2 separate regions of the Homo sapiens genome follow, and region 1 is linked to region 2. A link is an interaction called in ENCODE POLR2A ChIA-PET data of the cell type or tissue named here. Cell type or tissue: PC-9. All regions are shown on one strand. Each heading gives the region's core, and the rest is flanking DNA. Links, peaks and the distances in the headings are about the cores only. Region 1 overlaps NRCAM (neuronal cell adhesion molecule). Region 2 overlaps PNPLA8 (patatin like domain 8, phospholipase A2).

Region 1 (15,478 bases), core at 2,648-10,647, 110 kb after region 2:
GTTTTTAAGGTTCATCCATGTTGTAAAGTGGCAGCCATATGGCCAGATAACATGTCATTGTATGGATATATGCCACATTTTGTTTATTCATTAATCAGTAGATGGATATTTGAGTTGATTTCACATTTTGTCTATGATAAATAATACTACTATGAACATGAATGGACAGGTTTTTGTGTGGATATATGCTTTCAGTTCTCCCGGGTCTATACATAGGAGTGGAATCTCTGGGTCATATAGTAACTCTATATTTAATATTTTGAGGAGCTGCCAAACTGTTTTTCAAAGTGCCTATACCATTTTACAGTCCCATTAGCAATGTATGAGGGTTTCATTTTCTCCACATTCTCACCAACACTTGCTATTGTCAGCTTTTCTATTATAGCTATCTTAATGGATGTGAAGTGATATCTCACTGTGATTTTCATTTGCATTTTCTTAATGACTAATGATGTTGAGCATGTCTTCATGTTCTTGTTTCCGTTTGTGTATCTTCTTTGAAGAAACGTCTGTTCAAATCCTTTGCCCATCTTTTAAATTTTATTTCTTAGAACATTTATAGATTTATAGAAAAATTACAAAGATAGTACAGAGACTTCCCGTAAATACCACACCCAGTTTCCCCTATTATTAACGTCTTGCATTTGGCTGGTATATTTGTTATAATTAATGAATCAATATGAATACATTATTATTAACTGTATACTTATTCATATTTCCTTAGATTTTTACTAATCTTGTTTTTTTCTTCTGTCCCAGGATCCTATCTAGGATACCATATTACATTTTATTTGTTATGTCTCCCTAGGATCCTCTTGGCTGTGACAGTTTCTCAGACTTTCCTTGTTTTTGATGACCTTGACAGTTTTGAGGTGAATTGATCAGATATTTTTTGTAAGATATCCCTCTATTGTGATTTGCCAGAGGTCTTTCTCATGATAAGACTAGGGCTAAGGCCACAGAGGTAGAGTGCTATTTTCATCACATCATATCATATCAAAAATATATACTATCAACATGACATCACTGTTGATGTTGGCCTTGATCACCTGGCTGAGGTAGTATTTATCAGGTTTCTGCACTGTAAAGAGACTACCCAATCCTTCCATACTGTACTCTTTGGAAGGAAGTCACTATGAGCAGTTCACACTTAAGAAGTAGAGGGTTGGGCTGGATGCAGTGGCTCACACCTATAATCCCATAACTTTGAGAGGCCAAGGCAGGCACATGGTTTGAGACCAGCCTGGGCAACATGGCGAAAAATTTGGCTGGGCATGGTGGCACACGCCTGTCGTCCCAGCTACTTGGGAGGCTGAGGTGGGAGGATCCGTTGAACCTGGGAGGTGGAGGTTGCAGGAAGCCAACGTCGTACTATGAGCGCACCACTGCACTCCAGCCTGAGCAACAGAGTGAGAACCTGTCTCAAAAAAAAAGGAAATAGTGGGTTATACTCTACCTCCTTGAGGGTGGAGTATCTGCATAAATTATTTGAAATTCTTTTTCACAGAACATATGTCTCTCTTCATTATTTAATCATTTGTTTATATCAGTTTGTACTCATGGATATTTATTTTATACTTGGGATTATAATCCAATTTGACTTTTTCTTATTTCTTAAATTATTCTAGTTAGGCCATTGGGAGCTCTTTCAATTGGCTCCCATGTCTCTGTGGCATTCTCTCATCCTGATGTTTTAGAGTTTTGTTTGTTTGTTTAGCAAGTTCTTAAGATGCTCCAGGCTCATCTTGCACATTTCCTGCCCCAATTCTAGAATGAGTCATTTTTCCAAGGAACCCTGGTTTATTTTATTGGTAAATGGTGTTAGAAACCAAGATTTGGTCACTAGGTGTGCTCACTGCTACTAGTTTTTTTTCAGCAAACAGAAGTAGGAAATACGGAAATGCATGATAACCTGTGTAGATACACATATCTATAAATATTCCTATATGTAACCATCTGTATATTTGGCTAAGGATGAGTTTGTATCAAAGTCTCCAACTTAAATCTATTACCACAAGGATTTTTCTAGCCTCTTCCCCTTTCTTGTCTGTAAACTCCCATTCCAGCAGTGAGAAATTTGGCTCCTACCATCCACCAACCATGTACTTAACTGTCCAATTTCAGTATATATGTATAGGAGTTTCTGAATTGTTAGTCCATATTTCTAAATAGGATACAGCTTTGCCAACAAACTGTATGTTAAGATTCATCCTTGTCTTTTGAAGGCTTGATAGCTCATTCATTTTTATCTCTGAATAATATCCTATTATGGATATACAGCAATTTGGTTACCCATTCACCCATTGTTATGGTCTGAATGTTTATGTTCCTCAAAATTCATATGTTGAAATCTGAACCCTCAGGGTGATGATATTAGGAAGTGGGGCCTTTGGGAGCTGATTAGGTCATGACACAGGGCCCTCACGATGGGATTAGTGCTCTTATAAAAGAGACCCCAGAAAGATCCCTCACTCCTTTCTCCACTTGGGATTACAGTGAAAGGACAGCCCTCATCAGACACCAGATCTGCCAGGCTTTGATCTGGGACTTTCCAGTCTACAGAACTGTGAGAAATATATTTCTGTTGTTTATCAGCCACCCAGCTTGTGGTATTTTGCTATAGCAGATTGGACGGACTAAGACATCTATTAAAAGACATCTGGGTTGCTTCCAGTTTGGGGCATTATGAGTAAAGCTGCTATAAACATTTGTATGCAGGTTTTTATGTTGACATACGTTTTCAACTCAATTGAATAAATACCTGGGAGAAAAACTGCCGAATTACATGATTCTGTTTGTCAGGACTCTACAGAGAAGTAAGGCCAATAGGAGGTATAAATATATACGTATATAATACATATACGTATATACACATATGTAATACATATACATATATAATGCAAATACTTATACATTTCCACATATACATATATACGTACATTTACATATATAATAAAGAGATTTGGCTGGCTCACTCAATTGTGGAGACTGGCTCCCAGGATCTGCAGGATGAATTGGAAAGCTGGAGACCCAGGAGAGCTAATGATTTAGTTCTAGTCTGAGTCTAAAGGGTGGGAACCAGGAGAGCTGATGGTGTAATTTTGGTCTGAAGGCTGGCAAACTAGAGACCCAGGAAGAGCCAATGTTTCAGTTCAAGTCCAAAGGCAGAAAAAGTCAATGTCCCAATTCAAAAACTGTCAGACAGGAAGAATTCTAACTTGGGGGAGGGTCAGCCTCTTTGTTCAATTCAGGCCTTCAGTTGATTGATGAAGCCTGCCACATTAGGGAGGGCGATCGGCTTTACTCAGACTACTGATTTAAATGTTAATTTAATCCCAAAATATCCAGAAAAATGTTTGGCAAAATATCTGGGCACTCCATGGCCCAATCAAGCTGACATATAAAATTAACCATCATATATGGTAAGACTATGTTTAACTTTGTAAGGAACTGCCAAACTGTGTCATCTTCACCAGCATTTGAAATTGTCAATGTTTTGAATTTTAGCCATTCTAATAGATGTATATTGCATTTTACTATTTTAATTTTCAATGGCTTAAAAACAAATGATATTGAGCACCTTTTCATATGCTTATTTTCCATATGTGTATATTATTTTGTGAGGTCTCTAGTCATATATTTTGCCCCATATACAAATATTTTCTCTCTTTCTGTGCACTGTCTTTTCACTTTCATGATGATGTCCTTTGAAGTGCCAAAGGTTTTACTTTTCAGGAAGCCCAATATGAGTGTTATTTTCTTTTGTCACTTGTACTTTTGATGTCATATATAAAAAATGGTTTTCTAATCCATATTTTCTTCTAATAGTTTTATGGTTTTAGCTTTTATATTTAGGTCTGTGATCTGGTTTGAGTTAGTTTTTGTATGTGGCTTGAGGTAGGGTTCTAACTTCATTCTTTTGCAATGCAGGTTTCCACTTATCCCAACACCATTTGTTGAAAAAACTATTCTTTCTTCATTGAATTGTCCTGACACCCTTATCAACAATCAGTTGACCATAAATGTAAGGGTTTGTTTAGAGACTCTCAATTTTGTTTCATGGATTTATATGTCTACTCACAGCAGTGTCCACTGTCCTGACTGCTGCAGCTTTGAAGTAAGTTTCAAAATTAGGAAGTATGAATTCTTCAACTTTGTTCTGCTTTTTCAAACTTGTTTTGGCTATTCTGGGTCTCTTTTGTTTCACGTGAATTTTAGCCTTAGAAATATTTTAATCTTTGAAATCTGTCTGCTATTTCTGTTTTTCTCTTATATCCCCCACCCTGCAACCCCGGGTCATGTTCATTTGTATTTATTCCTGCTCCTTCATTTGAATGTACCTGTGCCTCTTTTTCAGGGCTGTTAATTTTCAGCAGTTAATTAATCTTGCTGAAAGTATCAGCTGATTAAGCCTAGGCCTTGCAGAGATTTTAACTGGGGAGGGTAAGTTTATAGTGATCTTTTTTTTCCCTTCTCACTTCTCCTTCTCTGTTTAATTGACTAGATTTGTAGCCTTCTACCTACTCCACTATTGTCTGAATCCAATCTCTTTGTACATTTCTACAGATAACCACTTCCCTGAAATATGCTGCTGAAATTACATTTACATTTTCAAAGGCCTCCATACAATAGAGCAGATTAATCATCCAAAGTACAGTTATAATCATATTATTTTTCCTGCTTAAAACATCTGGAACATGGATGAATCTAAAAACCATGTTGAGCGAAAGCAGCTAGAAACAAGAGCACATGTTATATGATAGCATTGTTATGAAGTTCAAGAACAGACAAAACTCATCTATAGGAATGAAATTCAGAACCTCGGTTGCCACTGGAGAATGGGAGGGGAGCAGATTTGAATGAGGCAAGAAGGAATTTTCTAGAGTGATAGAAATGTTCTATATCTTGATTGGAGCTACATGGTAACAGACATTTGTCACAGCTCATCAAACTGGACACTGAAGATCTGTACATTTTTCTGTTTGGAATTATACCTCCATTTTTTTTAGGTCGAAAATAAAAAAATTTTGGTTGCTAACCATTGCCTTCAGCTCAAATTCCCTAACTTGTTCATTCAGGGGTCTTTGAAAATCTGAGACCTAGATACCTTTCCAAGTTTCTCTTGTTATTTCGCTTCTATGCCCTGTGTTCCAGAAAAATGAGATTTTCTTTCTCACACGTGTTCCATATTTTTCCACTTCTGTGTTTTCTTTCACTTTTCTTTAGTTAGGAATGTCTTCCCATCTCCCATTGCCAATCACCAAGTGTCAAAATGATCTTCCTTCAAGTATCATATCAGAGGTCACCCTCCTTCTCTCAAACACCTGTCCTGGTAGCTTTTGTGTTTCTTTTATGGGACTCTTGACTTTCTCCTAGTTTTATTGTAATTATCTATGTTGCTATGTTTATAGTGCTCACAATGTGCCAAGCACTGTTTATGAACATCTGATTCCCACTTCGGTTACATTAAAGGCAAGACTTACATCTGCTTCATTTCTGTCTCCCATAGGACCTAGATAAGCATTGATTAAATGGATGGATGGATGAATGGATGAATAGATTGATGGATTGGAAGGTGTGGGGCAATGGGGAGGGAATATTGGTAAAAGAAAGCCATTTCAAAAACTCTAAAATAGCCTACATCCTACTTGTAAGGCTAGGATAAAAGGTGTAATGAACTAGACAAAATATGGTAGGAGGTGAGTATAACTCTGGTGGTTGTCAGCCAGGTCCTGAGCTTATAGACATATCTATGCAAATCTGAAAAGCATGACAACCCCTAGAATGATTCTTAAACAATTTCATGCAATCTGTTAAGTCATTTCCCCTGCTACAGCCCTTTAACTGCTGGGAGTTTTGTGATGTCCTCATCTGGCAGTGCCTTTAGACTTTGGCCTCAGGCAGAATTCCTGACCAGACATCTGCCGCATTCACATACCCAGAGGCAGTACTCAGTTCGTTTTGCTAATAGGGTAAACAAACTCCCCTTGACAGGAGGGAGTGACTTACAGTGTTCAGGGCATACGCTGGGGCTGAAGCAGCAGAGCGCCAGCAGTTATGCAGTTATTGTACTTGAAAGCCTGGCTCAGGCTTCAGAGATGCAAGCTTTCAGGAGGAGCTCTGTGCATTACCAGTCATGGGAATCTGTGTGTGAATGCATTAGACATCACCTGACATTGGCGAAGCTTCTGTATGAAACCTACCAACCTATCACCAACATCTCCCTACCTCTCTTTAAAAAGAAAAAAAAAAATACGTAGGAATACTGGGACAGTGGCAGGAAGTTTTGGGGGTTTTTTGGTTTTTGTTTTGAGACAAGGTCTTGCTCTGCCACCCAGGCTAGAGTGCAGTGGTATAACCACGGCTCACTGCAGCCTCGACCTCCCTGGCTCAAGCAATCCTCCCACCTTAGCCTCCCGAGTAGCTGGGACTACAGGCATGCACTGTCAGGCCTTTTTTTTTTTTTTTTTTGTAGAGAGGGGGTTTCACCATGTTGCCCAGGCTGCTCTTGAACTCCTGGGCTCGAGTGATCCTCCTGCCTTGGCCTCTCACAGTACTGGAAATACAGGTGTGAGCCGCCAGCTAGCCAGCAAGAAGCTTTAAGCCCTTAAAAAGCAAGTGTAGCTAAAGACCATTTGAGGGGAAAGGGAACATTTGTGGTTTTTAGCTTTGGCTTATGAAGATTTCAATCACAAGATTCTTCCCTGAGATTTTACACATTGTCAGGACAAGCCAATCCGTAGGGATGAAAGGGCTTCCCCACCCTCCCTACCATATGTAGTCTATTTAAGGTGAAGCGGGAGGCCTTGATGGCCAAAGGAGTAATGTTTTTAGCTTTATTCTTTCCCTCTCCAAATAGACCACCTTAGCAGATGGAGGGGAAAACCCAACTAGAGAAACTGTTTTTGTTAGAAATACTTAAGCCTAATTTAATCACCAATGGAGGTGCATTTACTGAAGATAGGAGAGAGAAAACAATGAGCCTTTCCACTCTGCATCCCCATGACATGTCTAATATAAATAGAATCTCTAAGACCAGCAAAAAGATAGAAGAGTTTACATTCATTAAAATGTTGGCCCCACTTGGCCGGGCCCGGTGGCTCACACCTGTAATCCCAGCATTTTGGGAGGCTGAGGTGGGTGGATCACCTGAGGTTAGGAGTTCAAGACCAGCCTGGCCAGTGTGGTGAAACCTTGTCTCTACTAAAAATACAAAAATGAGCCAGTCGTGGTGGCAGGCACCTGTAATCCCAGCTACTCGGGAAGCTGAAGCAGAATTGCTTGAACCCGGGAGGTGGAGGTTCCAGTGAGATGAGATCGTGCCATTGCACCCCAGCCTGGGGGACAAGAGCGAGACTTTGTCTCAAAAAAAAAAAAAAAAGTTGGCCCCACCTAACAAAAGAGTACTTTTTAATCCTCTCATGTTGTGAAATGATTTAGGGATAATGAAAATCTGAACAGAACTTTAAAAAAAAGACAATAAAACCAAAGCCCATGAAGTACATACTTTATGCTTACAATGTTGTTTGCAAAGTAAAGCTCCCAATGGAGACTTTTGCCCTCTTCTTTTCCTGCATCATGTCTTAGTTCAGGCTACTATAATAGAATATCATAGACTGGAAGGCTGGGAAGTCCAAGATCTGGGTGCTGTCAGATTCTGTGTCTGGTGAGGGTCCCCTTCCTGGTTTGCAGATAGCGGTCTTCTAGTTGTATCCTTGCATGGCAGAGAATACAGAGAAAAGAAGTGTGGTCCATTGTCTTTTCTTACGAAGGCACTAATTCCATCATGAAGGCTCCACTCTCATGACCTAAATACTTCCCAAAGGGCCCATCTCTTTGGGCCCACCTCAACCATCACGTTAAGGGTTGGGATTTCAACATATGAATTTTGGGGGTAACACAAAATAATGATGCCTTCATTATAGCAGAGGGCTCTGTAGGAGCTCCAGGCTGTGCTAAAATTGTCTTCTGACTTGGGTACCGTCAACCTCTATGGAGTTCTAATTCATTGTGTATGCTTTTTATAAACTAATATAAGTCAAGCCACCTGGCTCCTCTTTGGTCTACATAGCTGTATTTCGGCAGGCTGTAATAATTATTTTCTTAAAAAACAGTCTTTTTCTCTCTCTCAAAAAAAGAACAATTTTTTTATAGCTCCTCGTTAAACAGATTTTTAGGTTAGGCCACAGCCATGAACATCCTGCTGTTGGGACATTTGTAAAAAAGGTATACAGTAGCCCCCTCTTCTCTGTGGGGAATACATTCCAAGACCTCTAGTGGATGCCTGAAACTGCAGATAGTACTGAACCCTATATACACTGTTTTACCCTATTCATAAATACCTATAGTAAGATTTAATTTATAAATTAGGAACAGTAAAAGATTAATAATAATAGAACAATTATAACAGCATACTGTAATAAAAATTATGTGAATGTGGTCTTTCTGTCTCTTAAAATATCTTATTGTGGCTGGGCACAGTGGCTTATGCCTGTAATCCCAGCACTTTGGGAGGCCAAGGCAGGCAGATCACGAGGTCAGGAGTTCGAGACCAGCCTGGCCACTATGGTGAAACCCTGTCTCTACTAAAACTACAAAAATTAGCCAGATGTGGTGGTACATGCCTGTAGTCCCAGCTACTCAGCAGGGTGAGGCAGAAGAATCGCTTGAACCTGGGAGGCAGAGGTTGCAATGAGCCGACATGGTGCCACTACACTCCATCCTCCAGCTTGGGCAACAGAGCGAGACTCCATCTCAAAAAAAAAAAAAAAATCTTACTGTACTGTATTACTGTATTCACCCTTCTTGTGATGATGTGAGTTGATAAAATACCTACGTGATGTGATGAAGCGAGGTGAGTAACGTAGGCATTGTGATGTAGCCACAGATTATCATTGCCCTTTTGGCCATACCTCAGAATGGTGATCATCTGCTTTGACTGATCTTGGATCATGGAGTCATGATGATGGTTGGATGTCAAGAATAGATCATATAAATGACTAACATGGTGGTAGAGCCTACAGCACAGTACAGTGGACAAAGGGAAGACTCATTTGCCAGGTGAGATGGTGCAGGTCAGCACAGAGTTTCATCATGTTGCTCAGAATGACATGCCATTTAAAACCTATGGATTATTTCTGGAACTTTCCATTTAATAATTTCAGACCATAGTTGATGACATGGATAAGCTGGGGGTACTATTGTATACATCATTTTTTCTCTTTGTACTTGGGCTTCTAGCTGATATCTTTATAAATCATACAGCATCTTTCATCCCCTTGTACTTTGTATATTACTCAGGTGATCTGTAAATGTGTTATTATTATTTTAAAAATGTAATTCATAATTACATAGACAAGAAATAAAAGTTCTTCACTTCTGTTGCCCACGTCTTCTTTAAACTTATGCTCCTCACCAGGGATAACAAGTATTCTCAATTTCACATCTGTTCTTTCAGACCTTTTCTTAATCTTTCCATCATATTTGCACATTTAGAGATCCATGGTCCCTTTGCTCTTTAATATGTGTTTTAGAATCAATTTATCCAATTTCATGGAAAAATTACATGGGACTTTGGAATTGAATGAATTTATAGATTAATTTGGAGATAACTGATATCTTTATGATAATAAGGCTTCAATTCTTATCAAGGAGCAGAGCTCTCTAAAACCCTTCAATAAAAGTTTATAATTTTCTACACAATAGGTTTGCGCATCTTTCATTATATTTATTCCTGGATAGTTTGTATGTTGTATTATTTTAGTTTACATTTATAACAGTTTGTTAGTGATATACAGAAGTGAAATTGCTTTTTTTTTTTTGAGACAGAGTTTCGCTCTTGTTGCCCAGGCTGGAGTGCAGTGGCATGATCTCAGCTCACTGCAACCTCTGCCTCCTGGGTTCAAGCGATTCTCCTGCCTCTGCCTCCCGAGTAGCTGGGATTATAGGCACCCACCACCACGCCCAGCTAATTGTGTACTTTTAATAAAGACGGGGTTTCTCCATGTTGGTCAGGCTGGTCTGGAACTCCTGACCTCAGGTGATCCACCCACCTTGGCCTCCCAAAGTGCTGGGATTACAGGCATGAGCCACCACGCCCAGCCTGAAATTGCTTTTTAAATGTTGTTCTTATCCAGCATAATTGCTAAATCTCTATGAATTCTATCTATATGTCTATAGATGCTCTTGAGTTTTCTTTGCAGCTAATCATAATGTCTGAATATTTATGGTTTTGACTGCCTCTTAATTTCATTATTTCTACCTTTAATTCCTTTTATCTTACCTGCCTTTAGTTGAGTAGAAGTAGTGATAATGGGCATCCTTTTCCTGTTCTTGATTTTAACATGTCACTCTAAACTGGGATGTTTACTGTAAGTTTTTGATAAATGTCTTTTATTAGGCTAAGATAATGAGTAGTCACTTCGAATGAGTATTTAATGAAGGAGCATGTAGTTGTTCCCCTTTAATTCTTTTGTATGGTGAATTGCTTTAGTATATTTTGTAATGTTAAACCATTTATATATTTCTTGGAAATCCTATTTATATTTATACATTTTTGCATTGTTGGATATTTCCTTGTTGGATAATTCATATATAGTGGAATTGGGAGCTAGACTTAAGGGCTAAGGTAACTGGTGGCTGGATGATTCTGTGATTTATTTTCAAGGATTCTCTGATTTATATAAGAAATTGGGAAGGACATGTATGTGATAACTAGAGAGAGAAAACTAAAACTTTAAAACATTAAACGACCAATCCAACATCACACTTGGACTCATGTGGAGTGGTTGTACTTACCACTTACTAGTGTATGAACCCAATGTTCCTCTGTGCAATGGAGATTATAATGGTCCTGGTCTCATGAAGTTGCTAGAGATCAAAAGCAACATTGCTTGTAAAGTGCTTTGCACAATGCCTAGCACATGGTGGAAAACTCATTCATGTATTCATTTATTCTTTCAACAAATAATTGTACACCTGCCATGTGTTCTAAGAGCTGGGGACATAGCATAAAATAAGAAGAGGTCTTTCTTTTCATGAAGACTTTATTCTAGTAGCAAGGAACAGACAATAAATCATACAGAAGAAAATGGAAGGCCAGGTGCAGTGGTTCATGCCTGTAATCCCTGCACTTCAGAAGGTTGAAGCGGGAAGATTGCTTGAGCCCAGGAGTTCAAGACCAGCCTAGGCAACATAATGAGAGCCCGTCTCTCTAAAAAAAATTTAAAATTATCTGGGTGTGGTGGCACATGCCTGTAGCTCTAACTACTCCAGGAGTCTAAGGTGGGAGGATCACAATCACACCACTGCATTCCAGCCTGGGTGACAGAGTGAGACCCTGTCTCAAAATAAAAATAAAAATAATTAAAAAAGGAAAGAAGAAGAAAGAAGGAAGAAAGAAGAAAGAAGAAGAAAAATACATCAGTGACAGGATTTAGGATTCTAAAATGGAAGTGGCATAACCTGGTTTATATTTTAAAGACATCATTCTGGTGCTCAGTGTAGAAAAGGATACAGAAGGCCAACACAGCACTGGAAGCAGCTAGGAGGTTGTTATGATGTTCAAGACAAGAAACAAGAAGAATTATCTCTGAGAAGTATGATCAGGGTTGGCCATGGGAAGAGAGGTATTTCTGTAATGTTTGGATTTTTTTTTTTTTTTTACAATGAGCACATGTCACTCGTATAATTTAAAAAAATACATGTGTGGGAAAAAAATAGTGGCTTGGTGTAAAGTGGCATGCAGGCTTAGAGAGAAATGAATAGGTTTGGAATATATTTTGAGGCATAATCAATGAGATTTACTGATGAATTAGAGGTATTGGTGAGTGTTAGGGTTTTTTTAAACTTATATTTTATAGCTATTTGTGGCTACTGTAGATAAATGGTTTGGGGAAAAGAGAACAATTCAGGACTCTTAGCTTTATGGTTCAAACAACTGGGTCATGCTATTGACTGAAATGAGGATGTTTAAGGAAGGAACAGATTTTTTTCCCCCAAGTGGGAATGAAAGTTGATTTTCAGGAAAAATTAACCACCATTATTCTGTTGATATTTGTCAAGTAAAACATTGTCGTAACAATTTTACAAAATAAGTAAAAAACATTTCTGTATGTGGTTATTTTTTATAGCAATTCCCAAGAATGTTATTTGAAAAAATCTTTTTCCTCCATAGAATTGTAAATCAATTTACAAAAACACAGGCAGAGCAACCTTTCCAGCATCCAGGCAGACCTGATACTCCGTATTTACTTTCTTTAGTAGTTCTGATATTGGCCAACCAAATCTCACTTTTGAAGGAAAATGTTCTTTGACTTAAACACAGAACACTGTTCAGTAGCTCTTTGATTAGATTATGCATAAAAATTATGTGTATGCCACTCACTGGAGATTAAGTAATTAAGATGCTCTTAATATTGCTGGGGAAACATTACAACCCTCATTATTTTAATGGACTGGTGGACTCCAGGGACTTGCCAATAGGATGCAATATCTTGCATTCCAAGTTAGCAAAATACACAATTTTGACTGGCAACCTAAATTTGTAAGCTTTTGATGAGCTGTGTAGAAATAAGTCATCTCAGGTCAATTCTTAGAGGAAGGAATATTCTTAAAATAATAATAATACTTTGTATAATGGTGGCTTTGTTGTTAGTGCTACTCAGGCATTAAGGACTCTGCAGTCAGGGAGTGAGTGGTCTTTTCATCTCTGCTTTGAGAGGGGTCCCCAAGGCCCTAAGGCACTCTCAGGGCAACAGCACAGATGTCTCTGCATTCTGTGAGATTGTCTTTTAGTAGCCTTGCTATGGATGACTAATGGGTCTGTACAAACAACATAATTGCACTGTAGTGTTTGCACTGGAAATGCAAAAAGACAAATATTTTCTTTTGTTAAATGTGTATTTCATCATGTTTCAAAAATATCCTTAGCCAGCTTACTTAAAAAAAAAAAGTGGTCAATATGACCTGCTCTACAATCATGAGTTACAATTCTTGTTTCATCTTAATAAATCTCTAGTTAATTATTTAAGGCTGTCATCTTAGCAGTAAGTCCAGTATCTCCCTCCATGGGTTCAGCCCTCCTTCTCCTGAGTTGTCAAAAAGACAGTGAAATAAATATGACATTTTAGGTTCTCCAATCCCAAAGCCTATCCCAAATCTTATACTCAGTGGAGAGAGCCCTGATCCAATCAGTCCAATAGTGCTGTTGCTTCTTGCATCTACCAGTGTTGCCTCCTGGCCCTCCAGAGTTTGGTGATGAAGCTAGTCTGTTCTGTAAGGGACCTCCATGACCCATGTCTCTGGGGAGTAAGTTGTGGCTGTTGAAGAGAGGTGATACTATCACCTTTTCTTAGACCATTTTGTGTTGCTATAATAGAATACCTGAGACTGGGTAATTTATAAAGAACAAAGACTTACAGGTTTGGAGCCTAGGAAGTCCAAGGTCAAGGGGCCTGCATCTGGTAAAGGCCTTCTTTCTGTGTTATCCCCTGGCAGAAGGCAGAAGGGCAAGAGAGAGGAGGGGGGCCAAACTCATCCCTTTATCAGAATCCCACTCCCAAGATAATATCACTAATCTAGTCACATAATTAGCTCTTTAAGGTCCCACTTGTCAGCAGTGTTGCATTGGGGATTAGGTTCCAACACATGAACTTTGGGGAACATATTCAAATCGTAGCACCCCTCAATTCCACATTCAATCAAATATTTTTATAAAGCAACTATTCTGTGCTAGGCTCTGTTCAGCATATGAGGGACATTCCCAAGAATTAAGAATGAAACAGACAAACTTGTGTATATAACATATATACTATTGGGGATCCCAATCAACAAGTACCCAAATTTATGTAAGATCATGAAAAGAAAGATGCTGCCAACTAAATTATGACAAGCTGTCTACTGGAAATTGATTCTGATTTCAAATATGTTAAATCATTTAAAAAGATAGAAGGAAAGAAAGAAGAAGAAAAAAAAGAAAAACAATAAGTTAAGGTGGATTATCCCCAAAACAAACTCTGAGATGAGCATTTGAGTGCAAGTAATTTTTTTTGGAGGCACCAACAGGGGAGTGGGTATGTGAGACAAAAAATAAAGAAAGACAGTCAGGGCAAAATAATGAAAGGTAACCACTGTGGGCAACTGGTAACCAATCCTACTGCAAGCTTCGGGAGGTGGTTTAGAATGTGTCTCAATATTGTCCCACCCAAGTGGTTAAGGCAGCTGGGATATTTATATACAAACTGCCATTGGTCATTGACTGAGACATCAACTCAGCCAATGTGTCAGCTCCTAGTTCTTCAGGCCTATCCTCGCACCTAGGCTGAGCACTCCAGGAAAACCTGATGAGTAAAGAGTCACAGATACTTACAGAGAAGGAAGCCATCACTGTTCCCAGAAGGATGAGTCCCAAGGGGATCCCAGAGGAACACTGATAATGTCTATCACCATGAGCATCTTAGGATGGTTGAACAGTGAGTTTAGATGATAAATAAACACCAGAGTAAGGTTATGGAGGTGAAAGCAGGAACGCCATTTCAGAGAGTATAGAGGGAACATTTGAGAAAGTGACATTTGAGCAGAAACCTGAATGTTGAGGATTGAAGCATAGGTATATCTGAGGGAAGGCTCTCCAGTGGAAGGAATAGCTGGTGTAAAGGCCCTGAGACAGGAGAGAATTTGATAGATTCAGGGAACTAAAGGAGCCATTTTGGGTGAAGCGTGATCACCGATGTGAGGAAAGGTAGGGAATGCCTTTGATCACATAGAAAAGAACCCAGTCATGTAGAACTTAGCCATGACAAGGAATTCAGATTTTATTTTGGATATTATGTGATGCTATTAGAGGGTTTTGAACAGTATGTATAATCTGTTTCTGTTTTAAATGATCGCTATGACCTCGGTGTAGGGATAAGGGTGGAAACAAGGAGATGGGTCAGAGACTATTGTGCTTTAAAGCAGGGAAATAGAAATATCACAGTAAGAAACGTCATATTGTGAGGGGGAGTGCTTCCTATTTATTCAAAAGTGGTATCAAACCATTAATAATGTTCTTTTTAATAATAAAAAGATGAAATACACATTATAGTAAATAAGATCTAAAAATAGGCTGGCTCCTTGACTAAGAACAAGATTTAAGAGTTCATAACTAAGCCAGGCACGGTGGCTCATGCCTGTAATCCCAGCACTTTAGGAGGCTGAGGCAGGTGGATCACAAGGTGAGGAGATCAAGACCTTCCTGGCTAACACAGTGAAACCCCGTCTCTACTAAAAATACAAAAAATTAGCAGGGCGTGGTGGCAGGCGCCTGTAGTCCCAGCTACTCGGGAGGCTGAGGCAGGAGAATGGTGTGAACCCAGGATGAGGAGCTTGCAGTGAGCCGGGATCATGCCACTGCACTCCAGCCTGGGTGACAAAGTGAGACTCCGTCTCAAAAAAAAAAAAAGAGTTCATAACTACACAAATTTAAAGAGCAGTAACA
Region 2 (14,297 bases), core at 1-8,000:
TAAGAGCTGAAACTATAAAACATATAGAAGAATATGCTGGAGAAAATCTTAATGACCTTGGGTAAAGATTTTTTTAGATAGGACATAGAAAATATGAATCAGAAAGGAAAGAAAGAGATAAATTAGACTTCAAATTACAAATTCTGCTCTTTAAAAGGTACTTTTTATAAAATGAAAAGGCAAGTCATACACTAAAATATTGATAAAACATGCATCTGACCCATCATGAGGTATAATATATAATCAAGTTCAAAATATATAGAGAATTCTCATATAACATATGTATGTATATATATATAAAATAATAGGCTGGGTATGGTGGTTCACACCTGTAATCCCAGCACTTTGGGTGGATCGGTTGAGCCCAGAAGTTTGAGACCAGCCTGGTCAATATAGTGAGATCCCATCTCTACAGAAAAATAAAAAACTATCTGGGCATGGTGGCACACACCTGTAGTCCCAGCTACTTGGGAGGCTGAGGCAGGAGGATCACTTGAGCCCAGGAGTTCGAGGTTGCGGTGAGCCATGATTGCACCACTGTCATATATATAGGACACAGCAATTCAGTGAAAAAACTGGGCAAAAGATTTAAACAGACACTTCATTAAAGAAGATATACAAATGACTAATAAGTACATGAAAACCTTCTCAACATAATTAGTCATTAGGGAAATAAAAATTAAACCACAAGATACCACTACCTCTATAATGCAAAACTTAAGACTTGACATACTAACTTTGGGCAAAGATGTAGAGCAGTGAGAACTCTAATATATTAGTGGTTGGAATACAAAAATGGAAGACAGTGTGGCAGGTTTTTTTTAAAATAAGCATACCCTTTACCATATGAACCAGCAATTTTATTCCTAGGTTTTTGCCCAAGGGAAATGCAATCATATGCACATGAAGACTTATGTGTAAATGTTTATAATCGGGTTATTTCTAGTAGCTAAAAACTGAAGAGAGCCAGACCAGAACTGCAGAGAACAAATTGTGTTGTATCTATACAATGGAACACCATTTAGCAATGAAAAGAAAGGAACTATTGATATATGCTACAACATGGATGAATCTCAAAAGTATTTTGTCCATAAAAGAAGGTAGATACTTTTGATTCTGTTTGTATGAAATTCTAGGAAAGGGAAAGTGGGCACCAACTATAAAGAGGCTTAAAGGAACTTTTTACAGTGATGGAAATGGCTATGTCATGATTATTGTTGTGCTTACACAAGTGTATACATTTGTCAAAACTTGTCAAACTATACAGTTAAAATTGGTGAGTTGCACTGGATGTAAATGATATGTCAATGAAGTTGATCCCAAAAAAAAGGAAAGTTGGAAAGGGCATTTCAGCAGTGGTGAACAGTATGACCAAAAGCACAGAGAGAATAGAAGAAGTATACTAATTTCACAGAATAATGTATTTTGGAAGATGAATTTTATCTTATAGTTTTACCCATTATTATGGATTACTTCTACTGTCAGTTTGAATAATGAAATTAGTGAATCTTTGTAATGTGCCTAAAAAGAAGTTAATTTTAAATAAAGACAAATTAACAGTTCATTGCTCACTTTATCCCCTCTTTTCTTATCCCCTTATCCTTTTCTTTTTTGCTTTAACAGAAGTCCATATAATGCTTGATGGCCTGTTACCTCCTGACACCTATTTTAGATTCAATCCTGTAATGTGTGAAAACATACCTCTAGATGAAAGTCGAAATGAAAAGCTGGATCAGCTGCAGTTGGAAGGGTTGAAATACATAGAAAGAAATGAACAAAAAATGAAAAAAGTTGCAAAAATATTAAGTCAAGAAAAAACAACTCTGCAGAAAATTAATGATTGGATAAAATTAAAAACTGATATGTATGAAGGACTTCCATTCTTTTCAAAATTGTGATGAGTATATGCTTATGTTCTCATAAATGAAGGTCTGTTTAGAAGATCAACCACATTCAATAAGGAATTGTGGGGTTCGACATGAGTTAACTTTGAAATACGTATGAATTCTGGAGAATCCTGAAAAAGACGGTGCTTCAACCAGCTTGCATAGCACAGAGAATATTCTTGGTTACAGAATTCATATGGGAACTAGGCTTTTAAGATGTTAATAATTAGCTAAGCTTTAGTAACCCTTACTGTGCTAGTAGATTTTAGTAGATATTGGTGTTATATTGTTTGATGTTTGAAAATATATTAATATATGTGCCGAACAAGAAACCGAAAGCTATATTGTACTGTGTATTTTTACTTTAGTCCTCATAATCATGTTGAATTTATGTGATCATTGATTTTATTTCATATGGAAAAGCTAATTTCTTCTTAAATTTACATTACCTAATATTCTCACTAGCTATGTTCTCCAATCCACACTGCCTTTTATTGTAATATCATCTAAATAGATGCAGAAAAATGGAATTTTCTCTATTAAAGTATTTTACATTTGACATAAAAAAGAACCAGATACAGTTTTCTATTCAGATATGTTTATTTTAACATTGTTTGGTTAAAAAAGGTGAAGTTCCAGTCAACCACTTTTTACCCCTGAAATTTCAAGATAATGCTATATTAACTTTTCCAGATCTAACACTAGCTTATTCTTCCCTGTTATAAAATGGTTTGAACTTACTGAGGAGATATTCCTATCATTAACAAAAATAAACTATTTAAATAATCTGTTGTTAAAAGGCTAATGTCATTTTAAAATTAATTTTTGTTCATAATGTAGCTCCCCTTTAGCCTTTGAATACACCTGGCAGCAGTATGCTTAAAAATAAGAAGTTAGTTGCCTGGCGCAGTAGCTCACACCTGTAATCCCAGCACTTTGGGAGGCCGAGGCAGGCAGATCACCTGACGTCAGGAGTCCAAGACCAGCCTGGCCAACACGGTGAAACCTCGTCTCTAATAAAAATACAAACATTAGCCCGGCATGGTGGTGCACACCTATAGTCCCAGCTACTCGGGAGGCTAAGGCAGGAGAATGGCTTGAACCTGAGAGACGGAGGTTGCAGTGAGCCAAATAGCGCCAGTGCACTCCAGCCTAGGCGACACAGCGAGACTCCATCTCAAAAAAAAAAAAAAAAAAAAGAAGAAGTTAGGCTTGTTTTACCTTATTAACTCCTTTGAACTGTCTGGATTTCATGGAAGTTGGTAAGATGCACTTACATGGAACATTGTTCATGCCAAACAAACTCATCTTTATTGTATCTATTTGTCACATAAATCCTTACATGGAATGTTTTGATTTCTTAAGAAAAATGAAACAAAGGTTAGCGCCCCTTGTTTTAGACATACAAACTAAAGCTAGACCCTGTTGCCCAGATAGTCATATTGCTTCTTTGCAATATCAATTCACAGAGGCTGTGAGATGTGGTTCAAAGAGTGGAGTCGAGAGTCTGGATGCTAATCCTGCCTTTGCTGCAAGAACCCTTCTGTTTGTTACCTTGAGGAAGGCAAATGTCTGTAGGCTTTGCATATCTCATTTGTAAAATGAGGAAAGGTAGCTGTAAAATTTTCTAACATCCGAATTATATAAACTTTAGACATAGTATAAAATAGGAAACTACCAATGATTTCTAAAGATAATATAGTTCTTTCAGACCACAAATAATACATAATAACATGCAACTAAGAACAACTTGTAAATGCAAGAAAAAAACAAATAATTGGAAATCAGAATATTTCTGGGAATTCTTCGTAATAAAGCAAATTTCAAGCACAATAAAGTAATATTTATGCATATTTACATATTTGCACCTCATCATAAGGTCACTCTAGTCCTAAACTGATGTAGTTCATCTGTTTTACAGCTGAAGTTAAGTATGTCCCTTATTTGTGCTTGGCTTATTTCTTTCTTAAATAATACATTACACAAGTGAACTCTGGCCATGGCTTCTTTCTTTCTTTCTTTTTTTTTTTTTTTTTTTTTTGAAGTTTCCCATATATACAACTCAGTTCTTTTTTTACTGACACCTAATATAAACCACGTAGCATGGCACCTACCATCCCTATTTCTTTAGCTCTTTTCACTCTCAAACAAAAGGCAAACCCAGTTGTGTGGTGCACCAGTTTTCAGCCATTCTTGTCCTCATTTGTACTTGAAACTGGTTATCTGAAGAACTGTAATTCACCTGAGATAACCCTCATTTTATAACAAGGCCAGTGCTTGCTTTATCCAAAGGAACCCAAAAAGTAAATTCTGCAAATAATACAAGATGGCAATAGAAACAGATGTGAAAATGAATTTTCAGTCTTATACAGGTAAAATATTTGCCCTTTTCAAAAAGGCAAAGAGGAGGAATGGTCTATTTTATAAATGTAATAAATTCCTCAACTCTTATTTTTTAAATATAGAATAAAAATTGTTTTAATGCTCAGGTTTTCCTGAGTGTCTCAGAAGTCTTATTTCAATAGTAAATGGTGTACTGGTAATATTTCAGTTCCATTCTTGTTGCAGATACTATTCTTTATTAAAATAGTACTTCATGGCCAGGGACAGTGGCTCACACCTGTAATCCCAGCACTTTTGGAGGCCCAGGCAGGTGGATCACTTGAGGTCAGGAGTTCAAGACCAGCCTGACCAACATGGTGAAACCTCATCTCTACTAAAAATACAAAAATTAGGCCGGGCACGGTGGCTCACGCCTGTAATCCCAGCATCTTGGGAGACCGAGGCGGGTGGATCACCTGAGATCAGGAGTTTGAGACCAGCCTGACCAACATGGTGAAACTCCATCTCTACTAAAAATACAAAAAAAATTAGCTAGGTGTGGTGGTGGGTGCCTATAATCCCAGCTACTCAGGATGCTGATGCAGGAGAATCGCTTGGAACCTGGGAGGCAGAGACTGCAGTGAGCTGAGATCATGCTATTGCACTGCAGCCTGGGCAAAAAGAGCAAAACTCCGTCTCAAAAAAAAAAAAAAAAAAAATTAGTTGGGCACGCTCCTGTAATCCCAGCTACTCGGGAAGCTGAGGCAGGAGAATTGCTTGAACCGGAGAGGCGGAGGTTGCAGTGATCCAAAATAGCACCACGCACCACTGCACTCCAGCCTGGGCGACAGAGTGGGACATAGTCTCAAAAAAAAAAAAAAAAAAAAAAGTACTTCAGATAGAGTTGTCCCTAGAGGCATTTGAGCTAGATGGGATTTCCCCTAGAGGGTAGAGAGAGCCCAGCCTGGGTTATAACTACACTGTGCACTACTTCTTCCTAAACCACATTTTTTTTTTTCTTGAGAAGGAGTTTTGCTCTTCTCGCCCAGGCTGGAGTGCAATGGCACGATCTCGGCTCACTGAAACCTCCACCTCCCGAATTCAAGCGATACTCCTGCCTCAGCCTTCCAAGTAGCTAGGATTCCGAGTACTTTGCACCACTATGCCCGGCTAATTTTTTTGTATTTTTAATAGAAACGGGGTTTCTCCATGTTGGTCAGGCTGGTCTCGAACTCCCGACCTCAGGTGATCCGCCTGCCTCAGCCTCCCAAAGTGCTGGGATTACAGGCGTGAGCCACTGCGCCCGGCCTGAAAGGAATCTTTTGAGGGGAAAGGGAGTCACAAAAGTATGCAGTCTGAGGGCATAAAGGGGAATCTCACAACTTTGTTTTGGTGGTAGGAGGGAGGGGCTCCCTCTGAGCTTTTTCCCCCCAGCAACTAGTAACAGCTGAGCTGCTGATTAGTGGGGTAGCTAGGACCTCTGAAGTTTGAAGCTCAGAATTGTACCTAACCCGCTATGCCCTAGAAATGGTCCTAGTCACACTTTTGAATATTTCACAAGTGTCTGTGCCAGTATTGTGACTAGAACATAGCTAACACTTGAGTGCTTGCTGAGTACCAGGAACTGAGCTCAGCAGGTTACGTTAAATTGTCACAATAAGCCTACAAGGTGAATAGCAGTATTATCCCTTTGTTAGAAAAAGTGGCCCAAGATAATTACAGCTAGAGAGCGATAGAGCTAGGACCAGTCCATTGTCTTAGCCACAACTCTTCCTGTCTCTCTTTCCCGGAATGTCTTTCCTGGAATGTTGTGAAGTGACTTCAAATCTAGTTTACTAAACTGAATCTGTGAAATCTGGGGTTTAATCAGTGGAGAAATGTACTTGTCTCAGTAAATGTCCTCTCAGTCTTCATAACTTCAGAGGGTTTTTTTTTTTTTTTTTGGAAAAACAATTATTACAACATCAAATTATGTGAATACTTCTCTTTATCTCTTCATTTATTAACACAGTGGTCTTGGAAGGTTTGCAAATCTGGGAGTGGGGAGAAGCGAGATTGTCTGGGGGAATCGCCAGCATTAAGTACTCCAGGAGACAGATAATAAATGTTACGGGATGCAATGGGCATTGGACAGCCCCTCATGAATAATTCTTCCACCCAAAATACCAACATTTCTCCCTTTTAGAAACTCTGAGCTACTCATCCACAAAATGCAAGTAATGAATTTCTTCCACAACAAATTAAAGGTATACTTTGCCCAGTCAGGGTGCATAAACCATTTGTAAAATTCCATTCCAGTTCAATCCCAACTGGAATTATTTTTGCATTCATTGGTCCTCCTCCTTTTTTTTTTTTTTTTGCCAAGTTTAAATACAATCAAACTGTTCACTTAATCTCACTTTTTTGGAGCAAATCTATGGCAATTACTCTTCCATGACTAGGAAATAGGAAGGAGGGGATCACATTAAAAAAACAGTTTGTTCTGTTCCTGGCAGGAGCTATGTACCATCCAAAAAAGATTCATAGAGTACAGATGTCCCTAGGCTAAACCGTTGGCTGTGTTGGTCCAAGGTTTGATAAATGTCTCTCTCAGAAGTCACACTGATTGCTTTGTTTATTGTAACCTTTATTCAGCTTGATGCGAGTGGATTGAAATTCATTACACTTCACAGATATGCATTATTAGCTTGGATAATTAATTATTTTGATAAAAATAAAGTATTGACTGTAACGTTGACTTATCTTCGTGATAAAAATCTTTAACATTCTTATAGATTCATTCCTTGCCCCTGAACAATATAAATTTTGAGATGGTATTTTAAGGACTTCAGTCTGATTGAATAGGAACAGGTTATATGGTCCAAAATGGTTGAATGTTCCAGTAATAGCTGTAGCTAACATTTATTGCCATTTAATCTTCACAACAACCTTACAAGGCAGGTATCATCATTATTCCTATTTTATATAGTAACACTGAGATGATAGCGAGAAAAGTCATATTTCTTGACTGCTTTCTCAATATCAATGGGAAATTATAAACCACATCATTAACATGTCTATATAGCAATCTTTACAAAATTATCTAGAATTACAAACACTTTAATATCCTTTCAGATATTGTCATCTAATCTACATCACATTTAAATAATTGATGTGTACTACTTAGGCAATTTTCAAAGATCAAACCAAGATAAATGTACCCATCTAATAGAATATAAAATAGTTAACAAGTGCTACTTGGTAGTGCTCTTTTTTTGTAACTTTTAGGTGTGGGGGTGCATTTGAAGGCTTTGTTACATAGCTAACTCATGTCACATGGTTTTCTTGTACAGATTATTTCATCACCCAGGTATTAAGGCCAGTACCCAATAATTTATCTTTTCTCTTCCTCTCCCTCCTCCCACCCTTCCCCATCAGGTAGACTCTAAGTGTCTGTTGTTTCCTTCTTTGTGTTCATAAGTTCTCATCATTTAGCTCCCACTTATAAGTGATAGCATGGTATTTGGTTTTCTGTTCCTGCATTAGTTTGGTAAGGATAATAGCCTCCAGCTCCATCCATGTTCCCTCAAAAGACATGATCTCGTTCTTTTTTAGGCTGCATAGTATTCCATAGTGTATATGTACCACATTTTTCTTTATCCAATCTGTCATTGGTAGGCATTTAAGTTGATTCCGTGTCTTTGCTACTGTGAATAGGGTAGCACTCTTTCTTATGGCATACACTACCACTGACTATGTTTGTAAAAGATAAAGTGGTTAACAGCAATCCAAAATTCTGTCCAATTATCTGAGAAGAAAAGAAGGTTATATCATCTTATAGTGCATAGTATGCCCAACATACCTTGGTCTAGAAAAGTATTTAATGTAGTATTTTAATTAAATTGGCTATCAAAGTAATTTTAAAAAGAACGTGAATGCAATTAAAAATAGCCCATACCTTGGCCAAGCGACAAAATGCTAAAAAGGAAAAAAAGAAGCCACTAAACGTTTTGTGGCAAGATATGTGTCATCTATATGAATACACATTCACCTGTAGTAATCTTGAAAAAGCAAGTGTCTTTCATTCTGTTTTGTACATTTGGACCACATTTTTGAAAGTGTACTAGGAGAACAGTCATTGTGCTTTTGTATTTACGGTAACATATGAACACTCTAGGGAATTCTTAATCAAAATTTTTCAAATTGAAAAAGGTAAACAAAGCCAGTGTAATTTCTACCGCACTCTGTCTTTCAGATTTGGTCTTAAGAACACAGATTTTTGAAAATAATGCCAGTAGAATTAAGAGTTATTTAAAACTACAATTTTTTTTCTATTTTTTAATCATTGAAACCACAGTTTTATAAATCACAGGTGCTGTTATTTTGCTAGTTTTGAATGAACATGTTTGGTATCAGGAGGCAATTAATCCATACACATCTAAACATGCCCTTATACTTCCATTTCCTGTGTTGAATTATGTGAAAAAAAAATGCCCAAAGCTGACACTGAAAAATGGTAGAAGTGGTGAAACTTTAGACTATGTTAGTATATAATGCAAATATCTGATTTTCATATGCATATGGAGTATTACAAGAATATACATACTTCAAAGGTTTTGATGAAGTTTAGATAGTATAGAATTTTGTAATATAGGTTTTTACCATTCTAATTTTTTGAGCATGGGAAAGTAGCTGTGTCCTAATCTGGTATGTGTCTGCAATAGTGTCCAGGAAGAACTGCTACATCTGGTTGGTTCATCACAAGCATAATCAAGCTCAAGTGAGAATAAGAGCTCAACTCCAACCCTCTTTTGAGTAATTTTCACAACCAAAGAGTTACTTAAAAAAAAAAAAGTATCTTGTATGCACCAGAATGTTAAGCCTTGCAATCATTTGAAAACACCTGCAAAAGTCACAATTTCAATATTAAAACATGTACCTGAAACTATTGTATTTGCTTTTTTCTGAAGTTTGAGAGCAAAAGGAGGAAAAGTCCTCATTGGGCAGTAAATAATTGAAATTGCATAGTTTTCTTTGTTTTTATCTAATTATATTATGCATTCCCAACTCAACTTGCCATATGCTGCTTAGAAATACCTCACAGCTTGTAGCGTGCTGCTATTATAGATACATTATAAGTCCTTAATATTTTTCTTAAGTTAGGCTTAACTGAGTCATCTGCCTTACGCAATTATAGGGAGATGGGAGAAATGAAAATGCTTTAAAATGTACTTTTTGAAAGAATTTCTTTTTAAGATATCAAATGGGGCTTCTCCCTTGTGCTGGTAAGTAGAATCACAACTGGGACCATTCTCCTCAGTGTGAGTTGGGAGACTTTCTAAACAATAGAAATTGCACATTTCCTTTCACCTAATGCTAAGGTAAACTTCGTTCATACCGTTTGCATGTCTTGTATCTTGACAGGGACTCAGTATGGGCCTTCCAGGCACAGAATAAAAGGATTCTTTTGTCCGAAAGTGAGCTTTGAGAAATCTTTTTGACCAATATCTGCTAATTCTATAGCAGATGGGTTTGTTGTACAGATTATTTCATCACCCAGGTATTAAGCCCAGTACCCAGTAACTATCTTTTCTGCTCCTCTCCCTCCTCCCACCCTCCCCCATCAAGTAGACCCCAGTGTCTGTTGTTTCTGTCTTTGTGTTCATAAGTTCTCATCATTTAGCTCCCACTTATACGTGATAACATGTGGTATTTGGTTTTCTGTTCCTGCATTAGTTTGCTAAGGATAATAGCCTCCAGCTCCATCCACGTTCCCGCAAAAGACATGATCTCATTCTTTTTTATGGCTGCATAGGATTCCTTCTAATCTGGAATCTTCATTTTGTCAGATGGAATCTTTTCATTGGGCTATAACAAACTTACTCTCACCATAACTACATTCACTTATGAGGGCAGAGCCCTCATGACCTAGATACCCCTTATTAGCACCCCTCTCCCATTGCATTGGGAATTATTTCTAATACGTGAAGTTTGGGGGACCATTCAAACCATGACACAAATGGAACAAAATGGGTTTTATTGTTGTCCAGTTTTGCATTTAGTTTCTCTAAAGTCCCTCATCAGAGCCCATGGGAGGTAACAAGTTTTGAGTTAAATATTTAAAAGGTATATTTTCTGTCTTACCTTGACAAACATATAATCTTAAAGACCTGGAAGTCCAGGTTTGAATTTAGAATTCTTAGACTCTTTAGAATTCTGTGGTAGAATGTGGTGACATGGAAACACCCAGCCCGTGGCCCACCCGACTTAGTCCTGAGCCTTCAAAGGCTTCAAGTAACCTTGGGTGAACTTTCCAACCCACAAGCAAGTTATATCAACATCCTGCAAACCACCCCCACACCTTTGCATCAGCTGTCTCTGAGGCTTTCTGTTGTGTATACCAGCAGAGCAGCCCACTGTCTGTTATGTGGGGAAGGGGCTTTTGCAAGTCCCAACAGAATTCTTGGATCCTAGGTACCCAGATATGTTCTAGAAGGAGGAGATGGTAGCATAACCTCTAGGAGAGTCAGAACAGGGCTTTCTTAAAGCACAGGGTCCAGGGTAGAGCAGGACTTTCTAAAATACTGAATTTGCTTGTATCTTGTGAATTTTTGACATTTAAAAATATTTTAATACCTTGCATCTATTAGGATGGCTACTCTCCAAAAACAAAACAAAATATTAAGTGTTGGCAAGGATGTGGAGAATTTGGAACCCTTGTGCAGAGTTGGTGTGCAATGTAAAATGGTGCAGCCACTATGGAAAACAATAGTTTTCTTAAAAAAATGAGAATAACCATATGATCTAGCAATCTCACCTTGAATATATATCCCCAAAAATTGAAAGCAGGATCTCAGAAAGATATTCATAACCCCATGTTCATAGCAGCATTATTCATGAGAGCCAAAAGGTGAAAGCAATTAAGTGTCCATCAACAGATGAATGGATAAACAAAGTGTGATAGATATGTACAATAGTATATTATTAAATAGAAAGGAAATTCTGACACATGCAACAACATGGATGAACCTTGAGGACATCATGCTAAGCGAAATAAACTAGTCACAAAAAGACAAATACAGTATGATTCCACTTATATGAGGGACTTAGAGTAGTCAAATCCATGGAGAAAGAAAGTAGATTGGTAGTTACTAGAGCCTGAAGGAAAAGGGGAATGTGGAGTTTGTTGTTTAGTGGGTATAGAGTTTCAATTTCACAAGATAAAAAGAATCCTAGAGATAAAAGGTAGTGATGGTTGCATAACAATGTGAATATACTCAACACTACTAAACTGTACACTTACAAATGGTTAAGATGGAAGTTTTTTTTTTGTTTTTTTTTTTTTGAGACAGAGTCTCAGTCTATTGCCCGGGCTGGAGTGCAGTGGCGCGAGCTGGGCTCACTGCAACCTCTGCCTCCTGGGTTCAAGCGATTCTCCTGCCTCAGCCTCCTGAGTAGCTGGGATTACAGGCACACACCACCACACCTGGCTAATTTTTGTATTTTTAGTAGAGATGGGGTTTCACCATGTTGGTCAGGCTGGTCTCAAACACCTGACTTCGTGATCCACCCGCCTCAGCCTCCCAAAGTGCTGGTATTACAGGCGTGAGCCACCAGGCCCGGCCAAGATGGAAGATTTTTTGTTATGTGTATTTTACCACAATTTCAAAAATATATTGAAAAACTTAAAGTAAAATTTAAATTGATGCTTAAAACATAAACAGTAGAATGTCAGTGTGCACTAATCTAAGATCGCTTTTCTGTTTTAAAATGCAACAAAACAGCCAAATAAGAAAGCTTTTGAGTAAATCATTCATTTATACTCGAGTATTATTTCTGAAGCCGCTTCCTTTCTTCCCTCCACAGTGAATTCGTCTTCATTGTACCTGTTGTCTGTTTCCCCCTTAAGCCAGACATGAAGGGCACATATCAGCGTGTTTCTCAGCATCTGTTTTCCAGAGCTGCAATTCCCTGTCCTTGATGACCTCATCTGCAATGGCTGATTGCACACTGACCTTGGCTAGTCTTAAATCTATGCAGCAGAACCTTTGTACATTCTTGTAGACAGAAACTGTAGGAACAGATGGAGAAATTGGCTACAGGAACATGGTTATTATCGCTGAAAATGTTCCTCCTCTTTCCAACTTGGTTCCCCAAGCATGGGGGTGGGTTGAGCCAAGCAGAAGGTCTTAGTGACTCATAAGTGGAGGAGAAATCCACATATAGCAGCCACTAAGGTCACATTTTCCTCCAATTGCTTGAGCATTACATATTTTCAATAGGTGTAGGGATGCTGTGTTGCTAAGCATCAGGCAAGGAATGGGTTTCAAATTTCTGGGTTCTGACACGTGCCCAAATGGCACCAGAGTGGCAAATAGAATTCTGTGGCGGTGTGGCAGATGGTGAGGAGAAGCATGGGAGAGCAATTGGTGTTTTGCATCTGTGGAAACTTTCCATTGCTTACTGATCAGGTGACATATGAAACTGCACATCCTATTATTTATATATTACAAATACATAGGCACATATCCTAATCCATAGTGAGTAATAAATCACCCACTGTGAGTCTGCAAGAGGTATGGGCCAGCGAGAACTTTTCCAAGAGGAAAAAGGACCAGCTCTTGGTAGAGTACAGTGAAGGGTGAACCCAGGCCTGGCTCTAGGAGCTCAGTGTGACCCTGGGGTATGGAGCTAAGAGCTGCTGAGGTTAACTTTGGTCAAGTCATACCGATGTCTCGTCTGTCCTACAGTTGCTACTTTATCCAGCACCATATCTGCTTTCGAGTTCATTCACATAGCTGTGGCAAGATTCAGATGCTTTTGGGCTGATGGACTGAGAACCTCAGTTCCTCACAGGCTGTTGGCCACAGGATCTCCTCAGTTCCTTGTCATGAGAACCTCTCCTCTCCATATGGCAGCTTACAACAGGGCAGCAGGCAAGCAAGCAAAAGAGCAAGACAGCAAGACAGAAACCAGAGTGATTTGTAATCCAATAGAAGAAGTGACATCCCACTACATTTGCCATATTCTGATAGTTAGAATGGAGTCAGTAGGTCTGGTCTCAAGGGGAGGAGATTTCACATAAGGAAGAATACCAGGAGGAGAATGTCACTGGGAACCAGTTTAGAAAGCCTCCCATTATAACAACTATGCTTTTGGACAATATTGGGTTATAATACCCTTTCAAACAGAAAGGCTTTAAAAATTACTACATTTGCAGCTACTCGGGAAGCTGAGACAGGAGGATCACTTAAACCCAGAAGGCGGAGGTTGCAGTGAGCCGAGATCACGCCACTGCACTTAAGCCTGGGGGACAGAGTGGGACGCTGTCTCAAAAAACAAACAAACAAAAATACCTACATTTCTCACATGCCTGTCAGAAATCTAATGCACGTTGCCCAGCCTAACCTATTATATTAAGATAATGATGACACTGGTATAAGCCATTCTTCTAGCAAAAAACCTGTTATATTATGACAGGAACTTTTTTTTTCTTTTCTTTCTTTTTTTTTTTTTTTAGTGCTTCAGTCATTCTTACCAGAATTCAGCCAGGTTTTATCTGTGTTTTACTAGAGGAGCCGAAAAAAATGCTCTTGGTTACCACCAGAATCAAAAAAAATGACACAGCTGAAAAAGAATTTCTGTGCTCACTTAGTCCAATTCTTTCATTTTATAGCAAGGCAACAGGCTCATTACTAGCATTGCTGGGTCCATGTTAGGTTTTGCTGAATTTAACATTAGATTTGAGGACAGGACCAATGGTACTGCCTCCCCTGGGAGGCCTGCAGCATGGATGTGGATTAAGAAAATTGAGATGGAAAATAAGGCAAGGCGTTAAAAAAAAAAAAAGTGGAAGAGGAAAAGAGGGGAGGGAGAACTCTGAGAAAAAGAGACAGGACTGCAGAAGTAGAGGAAAAGAGAAAGGCTAAAACATATTCACTGCAGGTACCACTGGGGGGCTCCATGACTTTCTGATGTAGCTGTTTTAACACAGTGACATTCTGATGTGTCTATGAAAACAATGAAACTTTTGGTGTGTTGTCATTGATAGACAGCATGGCACAATGACTGGTTAAGACTTAACTTTGGAGTTATAATGCGGGGCTTGAA

The links. ChIA-PET counts read pairs that join two places held together with the same protein. Peaks named below come from ENCODE experiments on the same cell type or tissue, not always from the same donor. Only the 100,000 strongest peaks of a DNase experiment are listed, where the experiment ranks them.
Region 1: POLR2A ChIA-PET joins it to region 2 with 18 read pairs; 3 of 35 experiments call an interaction of 5 or more read pairs at or near these places.

Annotation. Positions count from the first base shown.
Region 1 is chr7:108,349,238-108,364,715 of GRCh38, reverse strand. All of the region lies in intron 2 of NRCAM (neuronal cell adhesion molecule), which reads left to right. Among named protein-coding and RNA genes, the nearest start is that of NRCAM, 99 kb to the left of the region's middle. In PC-9, for the core only: no CTCF peak of the experiment used is centred there; a DNase peak (open chromatin) is centred at 5,945; H3K27ac peaks cover 545 bases.
Region 2 is chr7:108,460,002-108,474,298 of GRCh38, reverse strand. It overlaps PNPLA8 (patatin like domain 8, phospholipase A2), which reads left to right. Exons shown (of 11, transcript NM_001256007.3): 11 at 1,624-3,882. The coding sequence ends at 1,898. Among named protein-coding and RNA genes, the nearest start is that of NRCAM, 11 kb to the right of the region's middle. In PC-9, for the core only: no CTCF peak of the experiment used is centred there; no DNase peak of the experiment used is centred there.